2 separate regions of the Homo sapiens genome follow, and region 2 is linked to region 1. A link is a contact called in ENCODE Hi-C or POLR2A ChIA-PET data. All regions are on one chromosome and are shown on one strand. The core of a region is the stretch at or near the end of the contact, and the rest is flanking DNA. Distances in the headings are between cores, read along the strand shown. Region 1 overlaps MICAL3 (microtubule associated monooxygenase, calponin and LIM domain containing 3). Region 2 overlaps MICAL3 (microtubule associated monooxygenase, calponin and LIM domain containing 3).

Region 1 (4,629 bases), core at 1,522-4,021:
AAAGACAGAAAATTCTTGGTTTACCCAAGATCAGGTTCATTTTACCATTTTGCATCAATGGAGAAAGAGTCCACAACCTCTTAATCCACAGAGAACTTCACATATCCTCAGATGAAAAGTACAGGTGTCACAACTGACAGCAGCAAAGCGGGATGCGCCTGGCTCCCGTGTGTGACCTCATGGGTGGCTCTGCCCTGACAGAAAGGCCCCCTGTGGCGACAGAGGCAGCAGGCGGGTGGTGCTCGGGGCACACTGCGGCCTGGGGCTGGGAGTGTTTACCTCCGGAAGCAGAGGACTCAGAGGCCGGCGCCATCCTCTCTTCCTCCTCTCTCTCACGGATATGAGTCCAGTGCACGTCAGCCTGGATCTCCAGAGGATCCGCCGCGTGCATGACCTGCTGGAGCCTCTGGTTCCCGGCTAGTGTCCCAGGGTCAAGGGGTGGAGAAATGAGGTGGGGAAGGAGGGGATGAAATAGCATGGGAAAGGAAACAGAAAGAGAAGTTACAGCATTGGCCAGGGTCAGTATGAATCAGAAAGAAGTAAAAATTAAGAACATGTATGCACATGTATACACACACACACACACACAGACGCATGGACACACAGACACACACGCACAGTCCTTCTGCTCATTCAGTGTGACCTGGTCATTTCCAGCCGTATATGTACCATTCAATTCAGTGAAGAGAATCACACATTCCTTTCTGAGGCTCCTTTCATCCTGAGCTGCATTCAGGGGGCCCATGCACCAAGATGGAAAAAGAGCAGATTCCAGCCTGCTTCTGCAGGCCCAGCCCCAAGGGGTCACAAGGACCTGCTTTGTCCCTAGCACAGTGTGAGACCCCAGGATGCACTATCCTGCCCCTCTGCTGGTCACACAGCAAGGTGCCCACCACCACTCGCCCAGCTGATGGCCAGGTGACGAGAGAGGTGGGAAGAGATTGTGTCATTCTGCCGCCAGCCGGCCAGCTCACACAGGACAGAGATAGACTTTGCTGGCACTTCGGTTTGCATCTTCTGCAGCTGGAGCTGCTGCTGGAGAGAAAAAGTCCCCGTCCCTTAGTGGGCCTCATGCTGCATGCTGGGTCTGAGGCAAGGACACGGATCCCAGTGGAGGGTAGAGTCAGGGGAGGTGATGGCTGGGAGGGAAGCAGAGCTCTTTCATGTACGTTTCCAAACCCTTGGAATTTCACAGGCGAGAATGAGACCAACAGCTCTCTGAGGTCAAAGCCCTCACCTGAGAACTCCATGTGGTGCCCTGCTTATCACCTCTGGAAACAAGGCCTGGTTTCTCAGCTACATGGAAACTCACCAGTGGCCCCTCTGGATCCCTGCCCTGTGGGATCCCTGTACTTAGTGCTTGGACCGTGCCACACAGTTGGGTTAAGATAAAGGGACAGCTAGCAACTGGGAAGGGAAGGTGGCTGTTCAGCAGGTGCCACCTGATCTGAAGGATTCGTGTTCCTGCCAGGAGCCAGCTTCCATCTGGGAATGGGTGACATGCCTCCTCTGAGTCTAACCAGACAATCTGGCCTTGGCTTCAGTCACTATGACAGCCTCTTCAAGCAACAGGGAATGTGAAATGGGCAGAAAGGACCAGCAAGACCACCCAGTGTGATGCTGGCCCTGTGCTCTGCCGTATGTGGGGTATCAGCCCATTGTTGGAGCTGCTAGTCTCTATAGATTTGTTGCTGGCCCTGCAAGCCGTATGTGGAGTATTAGCCCCTTGTTGGAGTTGCTGGTCTCTATAGATGTTGCTGGTCTCTATAGATTTGTGGACTTTTTCTGAGGTGAATTTGCCTTTTTTTTTTTTTTTTTTGAGACGAAGTGTCGCTCTTGTTGCCCAGGCTAGAGTGCAATGGCACGATCTCAGCTCACCGCAACCTCCGCCTCCCAGGTTCAAGCAATTCTCCTGCCTCAGCCTCCCAAGTAGCTGGGATTACAGGCATGTGCCACCATGCCCGACTAATTTTTTATATTTTTTAGTAGAGACAGGGTTTCTCCATGTTGGTCAGACTGGTCTCAAACTCCCGATCTCAGGTGATCCACACGCCTCGGCCTCCCAAAGTGCTGGGATTACAGGCATGAGCCACTGCACCCGGCCGTCAATTTGCCTTTCTTTATGGTGCTGGGTGGGACTAAGTCACAGCAGAGTCACCTAACAGCCTGGATGCACAGGACTGAGGAAGGTAAGTCAAAGAGTGCAGGGCCTTTCTCTACCTTCTCAGCAACAAAGAGAAGAGACACATTCTTCTCTCAGAGTCCTGCTGTGCTTCCTGCTAATACATGCAGCCTTGGGGACTTATCGACAGCACAAGCCAGCATTTCCTCCTTTCTCAGAGAAACATTAAAGGCACCTGCACTGGCGATAGGTTTCCTGCATCAGAGAAGGAGCCAAGTCTTGGCTGGAGATGAGCTTGCAGTAAAACATATGCGGCATAGATGGGGCCGCATTCCATGAGGCCACTTCTGGAGCCTTCTCCAACTTCCTCCAGAACCTCTTCTGACTCACATGTTACTTTGCGCCTGACTGTCTGGGCAGGCTGGGACCAGGGAGAGTAGCCCAGTGAGATGTGTGCAGAGCCCGTCAGCACAGTTCCATAAAACACAGACCTTTGTCTGTGAGACATGCTCTTGGAGGCAAATTTTGGATGGCTGCCAGGGAGCTGGGGTAGAAGGTGGGCACGGGGTAAAGTGGGTACCTTTAAATGTCCTCAAATCTTCTTCCTGTGGGAGGTACCTGGCGCCACTGGCCTTGCAGTTCTGTGTCCCAGGGGCAGTACTCCCCTTCTACAGCAGGGGGAGCCAGAGACCCACACAGCATCAGGAATCCCACAGCGCGATCAAGCAGGGAGGGAAGAGAAGGGAGTAGTGGTGTCCAGCCACTGCCTGCACAGGCACCGTCGGCTGCCCGACAGACACACCTGCGCTAGGGACACAGGCTCCGGTCTGGGACTCTCGGAGTTTGGCTGAATCTGTCAGTATGTGTTTGTGTAGTTAAAGCTCTTTTCCTACAGGTTTGGTCTTGACGTTAGCACTAAGTCCAGGAAATTAAGTCTGCGTGAAGGAAAGCTCGGCTCAACTCTCCTGAAAAGGGAACGTGCTTCGACCCGAAGCTGTGCCAGGGCTCAAAGCTGCCGAGTGATCATCATCAGATGGAGATGACGATGTCTGGAACAGTGCAAACAAAACACCGTGCCCTGGACCAGCTGTGCATGCTCACTCTGCTGGCTAGCAGAGGCCACGCCGGCACCTGGCTCCGCAGACACGGCAGCATGGAGGGAGAGCCCAGATTCACAGACCCCATTTCTCCTAAGGCAGACAGGGTGTGGAGTGCGGGTCACTAAGGGCTGCCTGTGGGTCCTGCCCAGCCTCTGCCTCAGAGGGAAGAGTAGAGAACTGGGAGAGCAGGTCCTTAGGGAGCCCGAGGAAGTCCCTGACGCCAGCTGTTCTCGCGGACGCCCAACGGTGCGGTTCCTTCTGCTAACCCACCTCACTGGGGCCAACATCCTGGAGCTGCACAGCTCCCAGGGGACTGGATCAGGAACATGAGCCCTGTCAGGCAAGGGCTCAGCCCTGTGTGCCAGAGAAAACAGACCCCCGGATGGGACTGGGCAGCAAGCACACAGGTGCCAGGAGAAGCAGAGATGAGCACAGTGCCAGCTCTGCAGGGCCTGGGGTCACTGAGAACTCAACCGATCCTCTGACCGCTGCAGGGAGTCACTGGTGCTCAGAAATTAAAGGTCATGTCCTTCCTGCTCACTCCACATCTATCTTTTGGGGACTCAGATCTCCACCTGCCCTGGCTCCGTCTTCACCACCCCCCAGACTTCTGCGCTGCTGGAGCAGAGAAAGAATGGCCTTCTCTCCTGCACAGGCCCAGCAAGTCCCTCCTCATCACTTGAGGCCACACACACCCAGAGATGGGGCAGAATTGAAAAATCTCAAGTCCAAGGCAAGAGACTATTTCAGAACCAGCCAGAGTGGCTGGCCCCTGGGCCTGAGTATCCCTTCAGGACACTGTCCCCAAAACGCTGCCCTGCGTGCCATCAACTGAGCCCCATCCAGTGGGCACTAAGCTCATAGCCACCTCCGAAACCCTAGACTAGGATCAGGGAATCCTCTAGAAAGCTAAATTCCCTTTCCTTATTAATTTTTTCAACTGAAACTACAGGGCAAAAAGAGAAAACGAGGTGGAGACAAGTAGGAGTGGCCTAACTTGGATGAGTACTTGGACTGGCTCTCTGCCTTCCACTTCCAGTTTCTAAACCAATGTGCACAAGGGACATTACTTCCACTGCCAACCGCCTGCTCAACGCTACGGTGTCCTCCCCTCTGCCCCCCATGTCTTATGTCAGGAGGGGTGGTCCCTGGGCTGTGCAGGAGGCACGTCCGTGTGACGTCAGCCCCAGAAACCTCTTACACTCACGCATGAAACAGATCACTTTGGGGGGCAGGGCAGAGTTCGGAGCAGAGATTTTGTTCTGACCTTCACTGGACTCTTCCTCCTCCTCGTCATAGTCCTCCTCCTCCTCCTCTTCATATTCTTCCTCCTCCTCCTCCTCCTCTTCATTCCCAGGCCCAAAGCTCTTTGAGGCCTCTAGCTCCTCTTCACTTTTCCCTTTCAGA
Region 2 (4,629 bases), core at 945-3,444, 120 kb after region 1:
ATCCTTCTTTTTTTTCTTTAAAATGGAGTCTCGCTCTGTCACCCGGGCTTGAGTGCAATGGCGCGATTTCAGCTCACTGCAACCTCTGCCTCCAGGGTTCAAGCAATTCTCCTGACTCCGCCTCCCGAGTAGCTGGGATTACAGGCAACTGCCATCATGCCTGCCTAATTTGTTATATTTTTAGTAGAGACGGGGTTTCACCATGTTGGCCAGGCTGGCCTCGAACTCCTGACCTCAGGTGATCCACCCACCTCAGCCTCCCAAAGTGCTGGGATTACAGGCATGAGCCACCGCACCCTGAGCTGCATCTATCCTTCTCTTAACAGAGAAGATTAAAGCAGACAGGCAAAATATCTCCAGTGAAAAAAGTATTGTTGCTCTCGTGAAAAACAAAGGCTTTTTCCTGATGTGAGAAGCCCTCCTTACTCAAGGTGCCCAAGGCTGCGCTTTATGAATAGATCAGGCGATGTGCAGCCATGGCTCTGCTCCCACCTTTCCCATCTTGTTTGATAGCGTAAACTGGAGGAAACAAAAGAGCAATAATAGCTTTGCTGTCTGCTGTTTTGGGACCTGTCCCATAGAGAAAACAATCAGTTTGAGCTTTATGCCATGACATCATCAGCCACCAATCAGCACAGAGAAGGTGGAGCAGGTTTTGTCTGTGAAACCAACCACTGCAATTGTTAAATTGGAAAAGGCAGTGCAGGTGAGAGATGGAGTTTTTCTTTTACCTTTTTCTACATCAAACTATAGAAGAGAGTGAGAAGCAGAGGACAAAAACCTTTCTATGGAAAAAAACAGGCACCCCAGGGATGCACCTGCACTCCTGCCCCTCTCCACCTCCCACCCCTGCCAACACTGACAGTGGAAGCCTCTGTCCCATCTGCCCAGTGCTCCCCGCCAAGGACAGAGTCAGGGCCTTAGGAAAGCTGTTTTTGGTACCTGAGTGCATGTGTGTGTGTGTTTTCAAACAGGGTTCCACTCCAGTGGAGAGAGAGAAAAAGACTTTGGTTGACATGGACATCAGTTAAAACCTCTATCCAGAAACTAACTAACCAGTGTTTACTTGTGCGTCATAGCTAGAGGTTCTCGGGACTTCATTATTTTCAGCCACTTTCCTCCCAGAAAACACTGGCCATCTCATGAATGAAGCTGTTTAGCCAAGGTTAGAATATGCAAGGAGAGAGGGGGTGGCAGTAGGAGAGGGCGCAGGGTTCCAGGAGAGCAGGGGGTGAAGGAGAATGCTCACAGAGCAAATATTGTTTACAACTGCAGAGCCAAGCTAATGTGATCTCCCGCCTGTTCAAGCATATTATTACATTAAGTCCCGAACAATGAAGTCGGAGGCAGGGAGAGCAGAGCCGACCCAGCCTCCGCTTTGCTAATGGCACAAGGGCAACATTCCATGCAAAGTTTCGGTGTGCAGGCCTCCTGAGAACCCAGCAGTGCCAGGCAGCAGTGAGCACACGCACCCACTGACGATAGGACTGTGGGGACAGGCAGGTGTCAAGAGAAGGGCACTACACCCTTTCACGTGCCGCTCCAGGGGAAAGCAGGTGGGAGAAACCGCATTTTTAACTGAAAATAGGGTACAACTGGACATGTTAAGAGAAGCACAGGCTGCTGGGTCCTCCAACAGCTATCTGAGGGTGGAGCAGGCCACGGCAGCAGATGGGAGAAGAGGCTGAGGCGGAGCAGGGTTCTCCCCACAGTTCCTGGGGACCGCTGTACTATTCACTTCCAGGAACATCACTGCACACCTCTGAGATCATCAAACTTACTAGAAATAATAAATATACTATCAAATGCCACTAAATATGAAGTTCGCACTCAGGCACTGGGGGACCTTTTTTTTTTTTTTTTTCAACAGTATGACCAGGTGTAAAATTAAGATCAAGCCAATAAATATAGGGTCTAATACCTCAGGCTGGACTCAGTCTATACCTATTAGGGCTGAGTGCTGTCAACTCCAACTCTCCCTGACCCCCAGGAAAAAAGCCTCAAGTCCTCTCTCACACACCATTTCAGCCTTTACCTTTCTCCATAAGGAAGCCCCCAATCCCCATATTTCTTTCCCCATTTCAGCCTAGCCGGTGGTGGTGTAAAACGACTGCCAGCCGAGGGCCTGCGTCTCCTTCACCCTCGTCCACTAATGCACATGAAAATCTAAATTAATAGGGCACCTTGGGCGCTGGCCCAGAGAGAAAGCAGGGTCCTTGGCCAGCTCCCTGCACACGCGCTGCCAACATCCGCTGTGGGCTCTGAGCACCCCTGCACAGGCCCTGTGGGAGTAGGAGAGGCACCTCAAAGAAAAACAACCCGAAACAAAGGCACCAGCCAGGAAGACCTTCACCCATTCACATTCCCGGGTGTCCCCAAGTAAAACAGCAGGATTCACATGAGGACCTGGGTTCTTCTCCCTGAGATGTGGAGAGCAAGGGGTAACACGCGCCCTACTGCCCAGGGAGGGGAGGGGCTCAGTAAAGGCAGCGGGCCCCTCTCCACACAGCCCCCATACGCCCCAATTCCACCAGGCACCTCCCTCCCCCACCCAGAATGCCTTCCAGTCTAGCCTCCCACATCAAAGACTACAGCCAAAGCTTCTCTTCTGCCCAGAGAGCAGAGAAAGAAGGGATGAGGGAGAGAAGAGGCTGTATTTAGCAGGAAGACTGAGACAAAAGGGATGAGGTGGGTCACACAGGCCAAGCCCCACAGGAGCATGTTCACTCGGTGGCGGAAGGGCCATAGAAACTGAAGGGCCCAGCTGCTCTCTCAGCTTACAGGGAGGGGCAGACACAGGCCCAGAGGGATCCGAAAGCAATCACCTTATCAAGTTATTCAAAATCCAGATTGAAAGTCAGGACCGGAAATCCTCGCTAGTAACAACAGGGTATTAAGTGGAGGAGAGTGTGGCAAGCAGGTACAGATGACAAAGCAGGCAGCATCTCAAGTCCTTGGCTGGGTATTCCTGGGAGTCCCCTGTGGCTGTCTCAGGGAACAGAGACAGGATGCTCTTGACAGTTTTAACCGGAGCAGCTCTACCTGACCAGGAGGCCAGAGAAGACTGCACTTTCCCTGGCTTCGGGGGTGGGCAGGCACCCCTACTTCCGAAAAGAACAAAAAGAGAACAAAAGCTGCCTCATACCTTGTGGACCATATCAGAGCAGCCAGCACAGCTTGCATTCTCACACTCTGCCTGCAACCAGGACACCGCCTGTGTGAAACAACGACCCACATGTGTATTCACTGCACACACACGGCCCCGGAGAGTTCTTTCATTTAGTGTAGGGAACTAACTTATAAATGGGACACATCTTTGTATGTGCAAAAGATCCCTCAGGCGAGCCTCTGTGAGAACACCCACCTGCAGCCCCGGAATGTCTCAGCACATGCGACACTGAGTCATCTTAGCGCCACACACATGCAGACAGAGGCACTGCACACACATGTGGACACATCCCCAAAGTACCAGGGGACACAAATCCAAAACCACCAGGTGATTGGGGAAAGTTCCTCTTATGTGGAAGATAGAGGAAAAGCCAATGGCTAATGTGATGTTTAAGTGAGGGCTGATCTATTTTCCCCTTCTCTGCTCCAAAGCCATTCTACTCCAAGTGTGCACATCACAGGAGGACCTGAGGGAGTGGTGGGCAAGTTCCTACAAGCTGCCTATTTTTAACCTCTGGTCTTTCCTGCCCTCTTCCCTGGGGAACACCCCTCCCTCTGCTCTCCAGCAAAGGGCCCAGCTGAACCACATGATACCCCTTCCAAGCCGGAAGATGGGTGGGGAGGGCCCTGCTATCGCCTCTCCATACTTCAGATTTCAAAGAGTATGGACTGAGGAATTTGGACAAAAAGTGGGAGGGAAGAAATTGTTTAAATCACAAAGAAAGGAGGAGTGAGACTTCAGAAGAGAAACGCAGCACATCAAATATCTGCTGTCCATCTAAGATCAGAGCCGGGCTGCAAGGCCACATGGCTGGATTGGCCCCCTCTCCCCACTTCGTTCTCCCAGGCCAGCCTACAGCCGCTGCACGCGTTCATCTTGCAGCCTGGGCCCTGCCAGCAAGACTGTGCCCGCCAAGACAGCCTCTACACACCCAGAGGACAGTGGGCCCCCCAGCATGGCCAAACTGCCAATGAGACAATGTTTTCCCTTCATGAAGAGGTAACTGGGACAAGGAAATCCCTTAAGGAAAGAGGAAAAGACCTCGGTGTCTGCCTTGCTCCAAACTCCAATTTGCAGTCCAGCTTTCTCTCACCTTCACCGTGTTCTGTGCGCACCACTGAGATAGAATTACCAACATGAACTGAACAGTGAATTCTGCTCATTCTGGTTTTGCATCAACCTATCATTGTAAAATCAAAGTATGAAAGAAAAGATGCCTCAATCCCCTCAAGATCAAATTTTTATCTTATTTTTATTTGCTCTGTTGTCCAGGCTGGAGTGCAGTGGTGCCATCATAGCTCACTGTTAACCTCCAACTTCTGAGCTCAAGTGATCCTCCCACGTCAGCCTCCCGAGTAGCTGGGACCACAGGCGATGGTGTGCACCACCACACCCGGCTGATATTTTCTTAAATTTTTTGTAGAGATGGCATCTTGCTATGTCACCCAGGTGAAACTTCC

The links. Hi-C counts contacts between places; a loop is a spot of excess contacts on that map. ChIA-PET counts read pairs that join two places held with the same protein, here RNA polymerase II (POLR2A). Pooled maps may share reads with other maps.
Region 2: a loop to region 1 is called in a pooled map, with 2.7 times the contacts of the local background. The contact joins two enhancer-like sites. A Hi-C loop is called at or near these places in 1 of 168 maps with a recorded cell type or tissue (esophagus squamous epithelium), 2 of 37 single-sample maps with no recorded cell type and 2 of 50 pooled maps. POLR2A ChIA-PET finds 5 or more read pairs at or near these places in 3 of 52 experiments (MCF 10A, WTC11 and activated T-cell).

Annotation. Positions count from the first base shown.
Region 1 is chr22:17,827,365-17,831,993 of GRCh38, forward strand. MICAL3 (microtubule associated monooxygenase, calponin and LIM domain containing 3) reads right to left here. Exons shown (of 32, transcript NM_015241.3): 21 at 4,490-4,629; 22 at 280-417. Among named protein-coding and RNA genes, the nearest start is that of LINC00528, 52 kb to the left of the region's middle. Within about 2 kb of position 2,772, at least 14 of the 41 ENCODE cell types and tissues checked have a DNase peak (open chromatin) inside an H3K27ac peak, as active enhancers do.
Region 2 is chr22:17,943,162-17,947,790 of GRCh38, forward strand. The region is part of intron 1 of MICAL3 (microtubule associated monooxygenase, calponin and LIM domain containing 3); the gene reads right to left. Among named protein-coding and RNA genes, the nearest start is that of MIR648, 35 kb to the right of the region's middle. Within about 2 kb of position 2,195, at least 7 of the 41 ENCODE cell types and tissues checked have a DNase peak (open chromatin) inside an H3K27ac peak, as active enhancers do.